3 separate regions of the Homo sapiens genome follow, and all the other regions are linked to region 1. Evidence: read pairs that join two places in POLR2A ChIA-PET (ENCODE). Cell type or tissue: MCF 10A. All regions are shown on one strand. Region 1 overlaps LOC101927711 (a long non-coding RNA gene). Region 2 has its middle 40 kb from the start of LINC01745. Region 3 has its middle 13 kb from the start of NTPCR.

Region 1 (4,000 bases):
CAGGTACTAATTTTTTCTACAACCTTAACAGTGACAGACATTATTACAAATTTTAAATTTTACCTAGTAGTTTTTTAAAGTTTGCCAATTTTTTATTGCATTATTTGTCCTTTTTGCATCAATATTTAGAAGGCTTTGACTATGAAGAATATTAACTGTTTGGTTGCCATATGTGTGTTCAATAATTTTTCCTACTATTTGATTTCTGGCATTATCTATGATATCTTTCATTATACAGAATATTTTAAATTCATATAGTTATATATGTCCTATATTTTCTTTATAAATCTTGAATTTCCTGTCATGTGTAAGAATGTTTTACTCATCCCAGGGTTATACAAATATTTGCCTACATTTTCTGATACTTTTATTGGTCAATTGCTGCATTTAGATCTTTCATTTATCTTAGGTTTGTTTTTGCACATGGAGTGAAATTGAAATCTACTGTATTTTATTCCTGACAGATAAACAATTAAACATCTTTTTTCTCACTGCAAATAATGTCACATTGATTATATATTCTTGGTATTCTTTCTTGTCTTTCTGTTCTAGTTCATTGATCTAATCATCCATTTCTTTGTCAACCCCTTACTATTTTGATTAGGGTTATTATAGTTTTATCTGGTAAGGCATGTTCCCCACCCCTCCAAACTAGTTCCAGAAAACACCAAATGCATTGGCATTCCGATTGAGATTACCTTCAAAATACAAATTCATTAAGGGAGATTGTTTTTCAATGGTAAGTTCTCCCATTGGGCACGAGGTAAACTTCCCAGTTCATTTTGGCTCTGGTTTTGTGCCTTTCAATGAGATTTTATAGCTTGCTTCAATGGGTTCTGCCCCCTCTTGCTAAATTTTAAAACTATATATAAAATTAAAACAGCTTTTTGAGATTCTGTTCAAGATTCTAAACTCTCTTCTTTACACTAGTGCCTCTTAAAACCACCTTCATTGGAATCACATTGTAAAACACTTATAAAAATGTATATTCTGGCTGGGCGCAGTGGCTCACGCCTGTAATCCCAGCACTTTGGGAGGCCAAGGCAGGCGGATCCTGAGGTCAAGAGATCGAGACCATGCTGGACAACATGGAGAAACCCCGTCTCTACTAAAAATACAAAAATTAGCTGGCGCACGCCTGTAGTCCTAGCTACTCAGGAGGCTGAGGCAGGAGAATCACTTGAACCCGGAAGGCAGATGTTGGCAACAGAGTGAGACCCCGTCTCAAAAAAACAAAAAAGTATGTTCCTATGTCCCCCAAAACTTAAGTCAAAATCTCTGGGTGTGCCCTAGAAACCTGCATTTAAATGAATTCTTACAGGTGTCACCTGTGTACACTGAAGGCCGAGGGCATTGCTTTGTCTACTTTACCCAAATAAGACCAAACATGCAACCTCTCCACACTTCCCTGTTTAACTGAGTTGGAATAGATCAGTTTCCAACACCTTCTCCCACTTGAACTTTTGAACAACCCCATCCCACTGCTTTGGGGGCCATGAGAACTGATGTGTGCCTCTCAGGAGGAGCATACCAGCATCTGTCAGGATACATTTTTAAAATGAGCTGATAATGCCTAAGACCATCATTGTTGATTCTGGCAAGGCTTCAAATAGCAGCAACCAGCAAATATTTCGCCCTTCCCGTGGTTTCTGGCAGTGTTGCAGCTGTTGCCTCATCTAGTGAACATGCCGGGCCTAAGGGCAAACAGACACTTAATTAGGTTAGGGTGAGCTTCAAAAACTCGAGAGTAGGCATAGCAGTAATGACCACCACACTTTCTCACTAAGAATACTCAATGCGTGCAAAGAAATAATTATCCCAAGAAGCCATGGTTTCTTTCCTCTACCCCCCACCTTTTTTGGCTGTTTTATTTGAGATCCATGACCTGATAGAATTACTCATTCAAAGAATGCAGTGGTGTTCAATCACACAATAGGAGCCATGCTCTATGAAATACCTGAAAGCCAGTGTTGGTCTTTAGATGTGAGTTTCAGCATGAGCTGAGTTTCAACAACGCTTGGTATCAACAGCAGAGTCCTATTAACAGAAGAAAAACAGTCCAATCCTGGCCTGACAGAAAAATCAAGGTGAACATGCTCTTTTTCTTCTTTTTTTTGAGACAGAGTCTCTCTCTGTTGCCCAGGCTGGAGTGCTGTGGTGCAATCTCGGCTTACTGCAATCTCCGCCTCCCGGGTTCAAGCAATTCTCTGCCTCAGCCTCCTGAGTAGCTGGGATTATAGGCACCTGCCATCATGCCTGGCTAATTTTGGTATTTTTAGTAGAGATGGGGTTTCACCATCTTGGCCAGGCTGGTCTTGAACTCCTGACCTCGTGATCCACCCGCCTCGGCCTCCCAAAGTGCTGGGATTACAGGCATGAGCCACTGCCCCTGGCCCAAAGTGAACATGCTCTAACCAAAAAGAGACTCAGTTTTCTTAAAAAATTCATGCTTGGTTGGTCAGACCATGCCCAGTGGGACCATTGTGGACATTTTCAACATAGTTGACTATATATTTTATTGATTGTTGTTGTACAAAATGACAACCATCTGCTACCTAGAAGCAAGGATCTCATATGGTCAAGCTGGAATTCAGGGGGCATCTTTTGTCTTTTGAGACTGACCAGAGCAGCAGTACTTCTTTCTGTCCTTCATCTCAGTCACAGACTGAGGGGACCGCTGGTCCATCAAGGGCCAGAGGAAACTAGATCACAAATGCACATGTGTGCACATACATATTCATCTATTCTAGCCTCCATTTATTTGGTTGTCTCATTGCCTATGCTATTTCTTATTTCATTGTGGTGTGTGTGTGTGTGTGTGTGTGTGTGTGTGTGTGTGTGTGTTATGCTGTTATGATGGCTTTGTGGTTTGTCAATTCAGCTAGGCTAGGGTACATTCCCCAGAATTTCCCAGTATGTGAGAGGGGTGGGCTATACCAGATACTCTCTCATAAAGGGTGGAAGGGAAGACGCAGGCATTCTGTAGCATGCACGCACTTTCTCCTAGGTGCTTCTGTGAAGAGACTTCACAGATATAAATAAAGTCCTTAATCAGTTGACTTTAAATTAGGGAGATTATCTTGGGTGGATTTTAATCAATTGAAATGCCTTAAAAGAGGACATATGTCTTTCTGTGTCCGGAATTGGTGGGTTCTTGGTCTCACTGACTTCAAGAATGAAGCCGCGGACCCTCGCGGTGAGTGTTAACAGCTCTTAAGGTGGCGCGTCTGGAGTCTGTCCCTTCTGATGTTCAGATGTGTTCGGAGTTTCTTCCTTCTGGTGGCTTCGTGGTCTCGCTGGCTCAGGAGTGAAGCTGCAGACCTTCGCGGTGAGTGTTACAGCTCTTAAGGCAGCGTGTCTGGAGTTGTTCGTTCCTCCCGGTGGGCTCGTGGTCTCACTGGGCTCAGGAGTGAAGCTGCAGATCTTCACAGTGAGTGTTACAGCTCATAAAAGCAGCGTGGACCCAAAGAGCGAGCAGTAGCAAGATTTATTGCAAAGAGCGAAAGAACAAAGCTTCCACATTGTATAAGGGGACCCGAGCGGGTTGCCAATGCCGGCTCGGGCAGCCTGCTTTTATTCTCTTATCTGGCCCCACCCACATCCTGCTGACTGGTAGAGCCCAGTGGCCTGTTTTGTCAGGGCGCTGATTGGTGTGTTTACAATCCCTGAGCTAGATACGAAGATTCTCCATGTCCCCATCAGATTAGTTAGATACAGAGTTTCGACACACAGGTTCTCCAAGGCCCCACCAGAGCAGCTAGATACAGAGTGTCAATTGGTGCATTCACAAACCTTGAGCTAAACACAGGGTGCTGATTGGTGTATTTACAATCCCTGAGCTAGATATAAAGACTCTCCACGTCCTCACCAGAGTCAGGAGCCCAGCTGGCTTCACCCAGTGGATCCCGCACCGGGGCTGCAGGTGGAGCTGCCTGCCAGTCCTGCGCCGTGCGCTCGCGTTCCTCAGCCCTTGGGTGGTCGATGGGACTGGGTGCCGTGG
Region 2 (4,000 bases), 190 kb before region 1:
TAATTCATTTTTTTTAAAGAAAATGGGGTTCTTGGTTACAGCCCTGAAGCCAAGCTTGCTCAAACTATGAAAATATATTGGAAAATGACACAACAGGTTATTAGGCAGATGGTTTGTCAACATTTATAAAATTATTGATGACAGCTCAGATTTACTAAGAATGTATCATGCCAACTTAAGCCCCTCTTGGTGTTTTTATGGATAAAATGGTGACACATAAGCCACATGAGTTCTCTTAGGTAGAGTCACAGCTGGCTGAATATTCAACAGTCATCTCCAGAAAGCATTGGTTGATGGCTCAGGGTCAACATGGAAGAAGTTCTTAGTGATGATCATGATGCTTAACCCAGGCCTGCTAACCACGGTAGCCACAACCTGGGTAGGAGTCTGATACTTTATATGCTCTGATATGGTAAGATATTAATACCATGAGATATAGGATGTACGGAGCTTAGGAGGATAGAGTACACTGTCTTCACCATAGTGATGTCCCCCTTTGGTTCAGAAATGTGACCCAGAAGAGTAAAGAGTTTAGAAAGTTTCTGTGTGGTTAAAAAATGAAGTAAAATAAAGTTAATTGAATAAGGACTGTAGGCAGTAGGCCTTCAAGAACTAGAGACAATAACTGAGGACTCAGTAAGATCTTAGGGCATTTGTAATTGCATGTTATGACATTTTTAAATGTAAACTGTTTCTCTAAATATTTAGCACTAAAACACTCAATATGAAATACATTAAAATCTTGATGCAGTACCCGCTAATGTGAGTGCAGGATAAATGCATAAATGTGCAAAATGCCCTACTGAGATTTCCATTCACCCCACCCTCACCCCTGATTTTCACTCCAAAGACTCCAGGTTCCCATTGGCACCACCTGCCCATAAGAGCCTTCCCCAGCGTGCTTACTGCATTTAACACAATCCTGCACTGAAAGGCACCTGCAGGCAAAGCTTTGCCTCTTGGCCTTGCCAGTTAGTTCTGGAGCCCACCAGACACTCTTGGTTTACATTCTGTTAAAGGCAGACTAGGATCATATGGCAGTTCTCTTTGTGATTTTTTGAGGAACCCACATACTGTTCCAGAATGGCTGTACCAATTTACATTCCCACCAACAGTGTGCAAGGTTCCCATGTGCCCACACCCTCACCAACACTTCTTCTCTCTTATCTTTTTGATAATAGCCATCCCAACAGATGTGAGGTGATATCTCATTGTGGTTTATATTTGCATTTTCCTGATGATTAGTGAAGCTGAGCAGCTTTTCATGCACCTGTCGGCCGTGAGTATGTTTTCTTTAGAGAAATGTCTATTAAAGTCCTTTGCCCATTTTTAAATCCAGCAATCCCACTTCTGGGTATGTATCTGAAGGAAATGAAATCAGTATCTTGAAGAGATATCTATACTCCCATGTTTATTGAAACATTATTCACAATAGCAAAGACATGCTAACAACCTGAGTGTCTGTTGATGAATGAATGGATAAAGAAATTTTTGGTGTGTGTATATAAAGGAATATTATTCAGCCATAAAAAGGAAATCCTGCCATTTGCCACAACATGAATGAAGCTGGAGCGCATTATACTAAGTAAAATAAGCCAGACACAGAAAGACAAACGCCACACGATCTCATTTGTGTGTGAAATATTTAAAAATTCAATTAACAGAAGCAAGAGTAAAATTAGAATGCTAGTTGCTGGGTGGGTGGGATAAGATATTGGTCAAAGGGTACAAACTTTCAGTTGTGATTAATAAATTCTAGGGATCTAGTGTATTAATTAATAAATTCTGGGGAGCTAATGGGTGATTACAGGACCATAGTTAACAGTTCTTTATTGCATATTGTAAATTTGTTAAGAGAGCAGACCTTAAGTTTTCTCATCTCCAAACAAAACAAAAACTGTGTGAGGTGATGGATAGGTTAATTAGTTGGTTTGTGGTAATCATTTTACAATGTATACACATATCAAAACATCACGTTGTACACAGTTAATATATCTAATACTTATCTGCCCATTAAAAGCAAAACCAAAAGATCTTTTTTTAAAAAGTTCAGAGCTTACTGTCCACACCCCTCAATCAAAACTTCCTCAGAACATGGAGTCACCAGCTAGCTTCCTTTCTGCAGACCAGACTCAACTGGGACACAGGCGGCCTCTCAAACCTCTGCCCTCTCCACCTCCCATGTCAGTGTTCAGTGTCAAGTTCTAGTAGGACTTTACGGTTTAGTTTTCTGTTAACACGGGTTGTTTGAAGAGGACGAACCCTTTCCTCTGAACACTTTGAAACACATTTGAACAAACAGAACAGCCTTCAAACAAAGTTTGAGACCAATCTCCTCACACCTTGGAAAAGCTCCTCGGCCTTTTGGTGATTCATTCCGCCCACTGTAAAGTGGGAAGTTTATAATAAACAGCACCTGCCTCAGAGGTCCCTGGAAGCCTTGCTGGCTGTGGGATGGTTTCTGTTGCCACAGCATGTGTGTACCTCTGAGTAGACCTGCAAATATGAGTCACCCTGGTACGTGCCCTCATAAAATTATACACAAAGCATGCCTTCCTAGCTTGGCAATTAACTAATTAATTGATGGCCAGGGTATACAATGGAGTGTACAGTCTAAACCGCATTCATTACTGCTTATAGAATTCCATGAAAGCCTAGGGAAGAAGGTGCCACAGAAGTGTAGGGCATTATTGCTGCTGTAGTGGCTGCAGTTGTTAGAGGCTGGGTTAGAGATGGGGAGCTCAGAGAGCTCAGAGTCAGGGGCCCTGGGTTTCCGGTTCTGCCAGCCTCTCATTTAGTCTTTTTTTTTTTCTTTTTTGGGGGGACAAAGTCTCGCTCCGTCACCCAGGCTGGAGTGCAATGGTGCAATCTCAACTCACTGCAGCTTCTGCCTCCCGGGTTCAAGCGATACTCCTGCCACAGCCTCCCGAGTAGCTGGGACTACAGGCCCGTGCCACCAGGCTGGGTAAATTCTTGTATTTTTAGTACGGACAGGGTTTCACCATGTTAGCCAGGATGGTCAATCTCCTGAGACCTCGTGATCCGTCCGCCTCGGCCTCTCAAAGTGCTGAGATTACAGGCGTGAGCCACCGCGCCCGGCCTCATTTAGGCGTTTTAAAGGAAGTGGCTTCATATCTCTGTTAATTTAATCCAGTATGTGAAATCATTACAATACTAAAGACTCTTTGAAACAGGCGTGGGATAACCAGAAGCTAGAAGTGCATTAATAAGTCAGCAATATGGTAATAGCACCCACGGTTGTACAGATGAGGATAGATTTAAACAAAGGCCACGCAACTCAGGTTCAATTCAGCATTGTCCTTCCAAAGTCTTCACTCTGGAAGGCCTTGCTATCCTTCCATTTTGTATTTTATTGTTTATTTTTATTTTTATTGACACATTTTAATTGTACATATTTATGGGGTACAACGTGATGTTTCCATACATATATATATGTTAAATAATGACCAAATATCCATCACCTCATGCATTTATCATTTATTCGTAGTAAGAACATTCAAAAGCCTCTCTTCTAGCTCTTTTGTAACCCACGGCTTCCTACTGTACAATAATAGATCACCAGAACTTATGCCTCCTTTCTAATGGTAACTTTGTAGCATTCTTCACTTTAATACAATAAATATTTATGGAACACCAACTGTGCTAGGCACTTAAGGGAATAAAAAGATGAAAAGAAAAACTCATTTTCGGGTGAGCTGCAATCTAGCTATGGAGCTGAGAAATGAACACGAACAACTAAGACCCCGGAGTAAGTGCCAGGAGATGTTACAACCAAAGGCTCAAAAAAGATACTAAGATTGCCGAGGAAGGTGGTTAGTAACTAATTTGGCTGGGGTCATCACGGAAGGTTTTGTGTCCTTTGGTGAAAGCTTTGAAGGACGGTAATAGTTTTCTTTTTGGTTTGGTTAGTATTTATTTTTGTTTTTGCCAGGATGGGGAGTAATAGGAGGAAGAATAAAATGCATTCAAGGCAGAGAAA
Region 3 (4,000 bases), 68 kb after region 1:
TGATCAAAGTATATCTGGCACAGAAGGCAAGACTATTAGTGGAGTCATCTTTAAATAGAGAGAATTTCTTAAGAGAGGAAATGGACTTGAAGGAGCCAGAGAAGTAACCCGTGTGGCAGTGAGAGGTTTTTCAACGCCACGGAGGCAGAGCATTGGCTAAGCTCCTTCGCCTGGGCAGGCCCCTCAGCGAGAGTGAGTGAGAGTGTCTGTCCATGGATGTGTGAATGAGTGAAGGGCCATTTACACGAGAGAGTAGGAAGGCCATCTGGCTCTGACCTCAAATGCTCTCCCAACACACAATCACAGCAATCACACAATGACAGGAACTGAAGATGAAGACAGATATCATACAACTTTAACTCAGAACAAGCTACTTGAAATCATTACCAGATCACATCACTCATGGTGATGGTTAATTGTATGTGTCAACTTGGCTGGGCCAAGGTGCTCAGATATTTAGCCAAACGTTTTCCTGAAAGTTTCGGTGTGGGTGTTTTTGGATGAGATTCACATTTAAATTGGTGGACTTTGAGTAAAACAGATTGCCCTTCATAATGCGGGTAGGCTTCATTCAATCAGTTGAAAGCCTGAATAGAATGAAGACTTACCTCCTCGTTCAAGAAGAAATTATCTAGCCTAACGGCCTACTCTGCAGATTTTGTGTGGGCCAATTTCTTAAAGCAAATCTCTCTCTCTCTCTCTCCCCATCCTATCAGTTCTGCTTCTCAGGAGAACCCTGACTAATGCACTCAGTAAGCTATAAATTAAATTTTGAATAATTGTTGCAATCATTTTGTGAAAAGCATAGTTATATGGGATCCCATTTCTGTTTTAAATTTTAATTTGGGGCCGAGGGTGGTGGCTCACGCCTGTAATACCAGCACTTTGGGAGGTGAGGTGGGTGGATCACTTGAGGTCAGGAGTTCAAGAGGAGCCTGGCCAACATGGTGAAACCCCATCTCTATTAAAAATACAAAAATCATCCAGGCATGGAGGTGGGCACCTATTATCCCAGCTATTCAGGAGGCTGAGGCAGGAGAATTGCTTGAACACGGGAGGCAGAGGTTGCAGTAAGCTGAGATGGCGCCATGGCACTACAGCCTGGGCAACAGAGCAAGACTCCATCTAAAAATAAATAAATAAATAAATAAAATAAAATAAATTTTAAACTGTTAAAGGTAATTTTAAAAAAATTACACAATATTTTATAATCCTCTTCTACTACCCTTCCTTTAGCTCACTCTGATCCAGCTATACTAGCTTCCTTCCCATTCCTTAAATATACCTCAAAGACCTTGCATTTGCTATTCCTTCTGTTGGGAATACTGTTCCCTCAGCTTACTGCATGATTTGCTCCCTTGCTTTCTTCAGAACTTCAGTCAACTGTATTTGCAGTGAAGCTTTTCCTCCCCTCGACTCATCTTAAGCAGAGCTGCAGATGTGGTGCAGTCCGTGCATGCACATCTGTGCATGAGAGAAGGTCTCCTCTCAGCTCACCCAGCATCTCCTGTGCCACACGCAGACTTTCAGCTGCTTTCCCAATTCAGTGCACAGAGCCCACATAAAGGGTTATGGCTATGCCTTTTCTTTAGTGACAGCCATTTTCAGGGCAATTACTGATCCGCAGTGGTAATGGATCTAAAGATGCCTCGATACATTTGAATTTCAGCAAAGCACTCGGTAGTCACATAGGGAAATGAAATCAAATCAAGTTATGCATTAGAACAGGCCAGAAGATGTCCTTCCTTCACCCGATACAATGCATGTGTAGGGCATGAGTGTCCTTATTCCTGGCCATGCCTGAATCCCACAACATAATGTGTTTGTGTGTGTGTGCGTAGAAGTGGGGGTGTATATGTGCATATTTTCAAAAATGTTATTTATAATTTGGAAGACACTACATACAGAAAAGTATTGTGATGAAATTTAACTCATTTTCCCACAATTCACCCACATGACCATTACTCTTTCTGATGACTTTTTTCTGATTATTTTATGCAGCTGTTTTAAATTTTATTTTTATACACTTGTAATTACATTGCACATGTAATATCCTATGCTGTTTCGTGTACTCCACATTATTTCATAAGCATCTTTCCATCCTATCAGTTAGACTTTTTTTCTGATTGCCAAGGACTCTAACGATACTGAGACTTTATAATTTCATATGCCCCGAGGCAGGGCTGGCTTTGGGTGAGAGTAATTCGGTGGCTCAAACAATTACAAGGAACTTGGCTCCCTTTGTCTCTCTGCTCTGGCTGGACATGTGCTATCTGGCACAGAAAGAGGCAAACTCTGTCTCCTATTCATAAGGTGGGCAATTCCCCAAACATAGGAAAGAGTTTAGATGCTTGGCGGCTAAAATGAATGTTAAATTTGTACTATGATATTTCATAAGACTATTGTGAAATGTTGAATGAGACAATATGTGTACATGCTCAGCACAGTGTGTGGCATGTAGGAAGTGAGCCTGATAAACTTTCAGTTTTTTGATAATGATGATAAGAGAAGGAGAAGCTGCTACTTGAGGATGATGAAACTCTACAAGCCTCACTTGTATCTCGACACATCAGGGAGAGGCAACAAGCACTTAGGCTCACCAGCAGGTCACTGGGTCAATTTAGAAGGAATACAGGAACAGAGGGAGAAGCTAAACAATGCCGTGGTGATATAAACACCAAAAACTGTGTGTTCGTATCTGCTGTGAAAACCGTACAGGACAAACCACTGGTTTCTTTAACAAAGAAACTAAGGAAAAAAGATCAGATGAAGGAGGTCTTTTATATTAACGGGATACAAAATGCATCACCAACTTGCAATGTATGAACCTTAAGCAGATCTAACTCAGTGCACAAGGGTCCTAATTGCTCCGTATCCTCATCAACACTTGTTATTTTCTGGGTTTTGTTTGTTTGTTTTGATAGTAGCCACCCTAGTGGGTGTGAGGTATCCATAGTGTTGATTTTTATACAGATTTTACTTGTATCATTAACTAATTGTGTTATGTGCATTGATGTGTTTTTAAAATTAGATTATAAGTATTTTTAGGGCAAAGACCCTGTTGTATACGTCTTTTATTACCCAAAAATGCCTAATAAGCACTCTGTACTTACTAGAGGTGATCGGTATGATTGTTGACACTGCAATTCTATCTGTTCAGAGTGCTAGTGTGTGCAGTAGACTGCTACTATACGTTTGTAATTTTTTCCCCCAAAGACCTTTAACACAAAGGAGGAGTTCAAAAATGTTCCACTGAAAAATGAACTACGGAGTTTAGAAATTCATTTAATTAGCAAGCATTAATTGAACATCTAGATACTGGGAATTGAGTAGTGAATAAACCTCATTTAGTTCCTCTCTCATGAAGGTTTTTTCATTTTAGCAGAAGTGGAAGTCATTAAATAAATTTAAACAACTCATCATTCAATTACAATCATAAGTGAAATGAACTAGAAGTTCAGGAGGCTACAGGACGCTTGGTGTGGAGGCAAAAGCAGCTCCATCTTGGATGTTCATCCATCCGCCATGTTGACTTCTGATTAACACTCATTCCAGGAATACCTCTAAGATTTCTACTTCCTGCCGGGCGCGGTGGCTCAAGCCTGTAATCCCAGCACTTTGGGAGGCGGAAGCGGGCGGATCACAAGGTCAGGAGATCGAGACCATCCCGGCTAACACGGTGAAACCCCGTCTCTACTAAAAATACAAAAAATTAGCCGGGCGTGGTGGCGGGTGCCTGTAGTCCCAGCTACTCGGGAGGCTGAGGCAGGAGAATGGTGTGAACCCGGGAGGCAGAGCTTGCAGTGAGCCGAGATCACGCCACTGCACTCCAGCCTGGGCGACAGAGCGAAACTCCGTCTCAAAAAAAAAAAAAAAAAAAGGTTTCTACTTCCACCTACTTACTGTGAATGCTGCTCTTAGGTCAAAACAACCTTGATGTTACTGTAAACACATATTTACCATAAATCCTGTCCTTAGGCAAATTCCTTATGCTATACAA

The links. Peaks named below come from ENCODE experiments on the same cell type or tissue, not always from the same donor. Only the 100,000 strongest peaks of a DNase experiment are listed, where the experiment ranks them.
Region 2: POLR2A ChIA-PET joins it to region 1 with 8 read pairs; 4 of 35 experiments call an interaction of 5 or more read pairs at or near these places.
Region 3: POLR2A ChIA-PET joins it to region 1 with 5 read pairs; 1 of 35 experiments calls an interaction of 5 or more read pairs at or near these places.

What each region holds. Positions count from the first base shown.
Region 1 is chr1:232,867,488-232,871,487 of GRCh38, forward strand. The region is part of intron 4 of LOC101927711 (a long non-coding RNA gene); the gene reads left to right. Among named protein-coding and RNA genes, the nearest start is that of MAP10, 64 kb to the left of the region's middle. In MCF 10A, no CTCF peak of the experiment used is centred here; a DNase peak (open chromatin) is centred at 1,654.
Region 2 is chr1:232,676,215-232,680,214 of GRCh38, forward strand. No RefSeq gene overlaps it. Among named protein-coding and RNA genes, the nearest start is that of LINC01745, 40 kb to the right of the region's middle. In MCF 10A, no CTCF peak of the experiment used is centred here; a DNase peak (open chromatin) is centred at 2,447.
Region 3 is chr1:232,935,641-232,939,640 of GRCh38, forward strand. No RefSeq gene overlaps it. Among named protein-coding and RNA genes, the nearest start is that of NTPCR, 13 kb to the right of the region's middle. In MCF 10A, no CTCF peak of the experiment used is centred here; a DNase peak (open chromatin) is centred at 2,291.